Linked DNA regions of Homo sapiens: region 2 is linked to region 1. Evidence: read pairs that join two places in POLR2A ChIA-PET (ENCODE). Cell type or tissue: MCF 10A. All regions are shown on one strand.

Region 1 (2,500 bases):
TAGTCAATAAAAATATCACTTTGTCCACGTTGCCATTTTGTGTGACCAATTAAATCTCAAATCCCCTATTGTAGTTTGGGTCTTTATGAGTCACAAGAATCAGCTTCATAGGTGGCTCAGGGTGGTCCTGTTGGCTGAAATCATTCTGCTGAACCCAAGTGTTTATCTCTTCCTTTGTGAAATGACAGGGAAGTTGCATTCATCTGAAAGCTTGGCTATGGGAAGCTCCAAAGAAAAAGCTCCAATGAGCACATGAACTTCTTCAAATGTTTCTGGTAGAAAACTAATTGGACCAACATGCATCGTTTTGTTGTTTTTTAAATTTACTGTATCAGAAGCTTGTGGAGAATGGTGATTCTAAAGCTTTTTTCTAACTTAATATTTTACTTGGCATTCTCATGACATAAATGGCAGGGTGGAAGTAAAAAAAAGTGAAAGAGAGAATGAAGGAAGAGAGGGTAACAGGGAGGAAGAAAGAGAAAAAAAGAAAAGAAGAGACAGATAAAATAAGAACATGGACCCTTTGTTGCAAAGGAGAACCTTTCATTGTGGCAGTTTGAGTCCTAGACTTTGGAGAATTGCTGGAAGACATTTTAGCATCCAATTCATCGAGTAACTCATTAGGGTGATGAAAAGCCCATGATGAAGGGGCAGTGCCATGTTTGAAGAGCCAGGGGTTCCTGTTATCCTGAATTATTAAGTAGTCAATATTCAGTGGCCGCTGCCTGCTCGCCTGTCTTCAGCAGGTGGTGGCCCTCTGCCTTTCTCTGCAAAGCAGCTGCTTGCTCCCAGCCTCCCCAGAGCTTGCAACAGCCATTTGTTTCGATTTAAGACAGATGCGGTCATTATTTTGTGCAGAACTTCACAGAAATATTTCCTACTAAATGCTTGAACCATCTGAGTAGCACCAGGCAGGCTGCTGGCTTCATTAATAATGCATCCATGCTTATCAATAGGTTTAGACAACTGATATTTAGAAGCTTCTTTAGAAGGAGTGGGGTGGATGTTCCTTTCACACCAGTAGGCTTCATTTTGTCAGTTCCTTGATGTTGACATTACATCCAACTGTGTTCTGGAAACCAGAAGTGCTAAAGCTGTGTTGGGGCTGTTCTTTTGCTTTGGAGTGCTTCTTGATGGAGCTAAGTCATGGTGGTTTACCTTATGCCCTTTCTGCCCTTATCTAAGTTTACTCTAAAGGGAAAAAATTTACCATCCACTTCACTTTAAACCTTATTGCGGCTTTTTATTTTTCCAGGCTGTCTCACACCCAATTCATCTGGGTAGACTCAGATTTCTTGGCACTGTGCTCTGGTCTTGATATGTTTCAGCAGAACATGACAGGAATGAACTCTAAGTTCCTAAGTTGTGCACGGAAGGTTACCCAACTATTTTTAGATCACTTACAGTCATGAAGCAATGCACCTTCTAAACCTTTGGGTTTGAATAAACACCCATTAGAAGGGCTATGGCAAAGCTCAATCTACTGGTTTGTTTGCAACCTATTTGCATCTTGACAAAAAAGCAATGCCAAAAGCAATGAAGGAATTCTGGAATCCTGCAGGGCATCAGTGACAGAAAGAAAAACGATGAAAGTACAACCAAAACATTGTTTTTTCAGTGCTAAAGTTTATATCAATGTAACAATTTCTTTTAATGATAAGAGTTTTCTCAAGATTTCCTTTTTAAAGTTCACTTCTCACTGCTGCTTATCAACATGTATAACAATCCAAATGAGATTGATACAGCTGATGTCACAAGTCTCTTGTTAAAATTTTTACAGATTTAGGAGGTATTTTTAATGGAAAAGATTGCACAGAAGTAAATTTATGGTTTTTCCTAGAGCCATACACATAGAAGGACAAAACACATAAAATGACCTATATTCAATGCATATATCTACATATACAGAATGCAAATGCAGAATTCAAATTGCATGTACCAATCCATTAAACATTCTTTGCTATGTTGTATTTTCCCATACAAGAAATGAAACATGTAGTAGACAGGATAATGGCCACCTAATGATGGGCATGTGCTAATCTTCAGAACCTGGGATATATTATGTTATCTAACAATGGGAAGCTGAGGTTGCAGATGGAACTAAGGTTGCTGATTAGATGACCTTGAGATGAGCAGTTATCCTGGATTAATGAGGTGGGCCCAATATAATCACAAGGGTCAGTAAATGGGGAACAGGGAGGCAGAGGAGACAGAACCAGAGAGGTGATGTGGGAAAATCTCCACTGGCCATTCTGGGCTTTGAAGATGGAAGGGGGCCACAAGCCAAGGAATGCCGGCAGCTTCTAGAAGCTAGAAAGCAAGAAAATGGACTCTCCCCTAGAACTCTCCAAACACCTTGATTTTAGCCAAGTGAGTCCCATTTCAGACTTCTGGCTTCTAGATCTGTAAGATAATAAATTTGTGTTTTTTAAAACCACGAAATTTGTGGCCATTTGTTTTAGCAACAACAGAAAACTAATATAAAGCAGTTTCCAGAAAA
Region 2 (2,500 bases), 53 kb after region 1:
AGCCAGGTGTGGTGGTGGACACCTGTAATCCTAGCTACTTAGGAGGCTCAGGCAGGAGAATCACTTGAACCCGGGAGGCAGAAGTTGTGGTGAGCCGAGATCGTGCCATTGCACTCCAGCCTGGGTGACAGAGCGACACTCTATCTCAAAAAAAAAAAAAGAAAAAGAAAAAAAGAAAAAAAAAGAAAAGAAAAAGAAAGAAAGAAAAGAAAAGAAAGAAAAGGAAAGAAAAGAAAGGCAAAATTGCATTCAGCATTGCCAAAACCCAGCCAATATTCACTATAGCTTGTGACCGACTGTAAATGAGAAGTCTTGGGCAATTTGTGTAAAATACTTTATGTCTAAAGCAAGAGCCTCAATTCATTTCTTCTGAACATACTGTTCTTTTCTACATTCCTCTTCCTATATTACACCCACCCCACCCACCATATACCACCAGCTGCACACAGCTATTGCTGTTTTAGAAAACTGTATGTACTAGCTGATGTAAAAATGGAAACAAAAAAAAACAACTGGTGGTTTTTAAATAGTTTTTACTATAAAACTTATATATACCATTATAGAAATTTGAAAGTGAAGAAAATTATAATGAAAACCATAAAAATAATTTATAATTGTACTACATGAGGTAGATTCCTATAAATATTTTCTTATATTTCCTTCCAGGTTTTATATTGCTATTGTAGTTTTGTCTATGCATTTGTATAGTAATGTAAACATAATCTATTCCTATAAGGTTATAATACAAAATTTGGACCATGTAGTCTATTCAGATTTGGTGTGGGGGCCACTGGCTTTTTTTTTTTAGCTTTGTTTTATAATGAACATTTTTACTCAAATTTATGATTTTTCCCCATGTATATGCACATATATTTTTAAGAAATTTGTAGTTTGGGTGGCCTTTAAAGAGCCATGTGGAATAACTTTGCCTAAAAGTCTGTGAAGAAACAAAACAACTGCACGACCTCAAGTAACCCTGGAAAAGGGTACCCACAAGGGGAAGCGATTGGAAATCAGCCCAAGAGCTTGCCAGGAAGAAGCAAAGAGGGTGCGAGCCAGCAGAAATCAAATGATTTAGCAAGGGGGGTAGAAGTCAGTTGGAGCCAAAGAACTGCCCAGTTAGTCCCTTCTGAGAAAGGAAACACTGTTAATAGCAGAAGCCTAGGTTCTGGCATCAATTTAACTTGCATCATAGTCTGTTACCACTTTCTGTCCTCAGTCTGCCACCCCACCCAGAACTGCTATATTTTCTGGTGTCTCCATGCCCTTCCCAGTCCCACTAAGAATCTATTTATAACAGCAGGAGCTCGCCTTGGTCCACTGTGACACACAGGCTGCTTTGCTGGGAAAGTTCTGCCTGACTCACTGGGGCTGCATGAAGCCTGGGGAGGCAAGCTTCTGGCGTGACTGTCCTTAGAATGTGTACTGAGTTTCCTCAGGGTTCACTGCTCCCGTCTGTGACTCAACGAGAAATGTAGAACACACGTGAAAACCGTGTGAGCCATAGGCATTTGATTTGGTGGGTGGGGGGCGCGGAGCTACATTGAATTCATAACTATGGAAATTGTTTTTTCCAACATTAAATTCATAACAATGGAAATAGTTTTTTCTCTGTAAATTTTCTGCCTCCCTTAATCTATAGTGCTACCTGACCCTTTAACATTGGCCATGAACAAATCACAGAACTATTTTCCTTAAAAGATGAGTGAGAGGAAATTCTAAAACTGGTTAGGAGCGATGTTTTAAAAATTGCCATGTATTAATACTATCAAATAACCAAATATTATTTGATCATATCAAATCAGGGCGAAAGGTAAATTTTATGAGATTCAAGTGCAACTTACCTAAAAGTAATATTTTAAAATTGACACCCTGTTTTCCTACAAAAGTCCCATGGTCTCTTAATTTGCCAGTGAAAATTACTGGGCTAATTTTGTTTGTTAATGAGATAAATGCCAAACACAAGTGTGAGTTAGGCTTGACATTGTGAATGAAGCCACTATAATATGTAATGTCAAAACCATCTCTCATCAAAAAGCACTACCAGCGTGTCATGTCTAGATCCTGGGTGTAAACCCTTGGTTAATAATAGCATAGAAAATCACAAATTTATTCACACTATAAATATGTGTAAAGAAAGTACAGATTTCCACTTCCTCCTTATAATTGAGTCTATCTTTCTCATAAGCCTCTACCTGATGGATAATGAAAGGGAAAAAAACTTAATATAGTCTGACTCAATAATTTAAAATATCCCTTTGGTAAATGCTCCATCTCTGAGGTCATGAATGAGGTCAAGTTCAGTCTCTTAAATGTCACTCTAGATCATCTCTGGCTTTATCAGCAAAGAGTGTGGCTTATATGATCAGATGGTGACAGAGGAGACAAGAGGTATCCTCTGGACCCTCATTGGCCCCTTAGGCACAGTGACTTGTTCAGGCTGGATTTAAACACTAAATTGTGACGAGTCCATCTCTGGGCTTCCTGCTGACATCTGTTA

Evidence for each region. ChIA-PET counts read pairs that join two places held together with the same protein. Peaks named below come from ENCODE experiments on the same cell type or tissue, not always from the same donor. Only the 100,000 strongest peaks of a DNase experiment are listed, where the experiment ranks them.
Region 2: POLR2A ChIA-PET joins it to region 1 with 5 read pairs; 4 of 35 experiments call an interaction of 5 or more read pairs at or near these places.

Annotation. Positions count from the first base shown.
Region 1 is chr4:147,049,337-147,051,836 of GRCh38, forward strand. No RefSeq gene overlaps it. Among named protein-coding and RNA genes, the nearest start is that of TTC29, 100 kb to the left of the region's middle. In MCF 10A, no CTCF peak of the experiment used is centred here; a DNase peak (open chromatin) is centred at 1,345.
Region 2 is chr4:147,102,423-147,104,922 of GRCh38, forward strand. No RefSeq gene overlaps it. Among named protein-coding and RNA genes, the nearest start is that of TTC29, 160 kb to the left of the region's middle. In MCF 10A, no CTCF peak of the experiment used is centred here; a DNase peak (open chromatin) is centred at 1,319.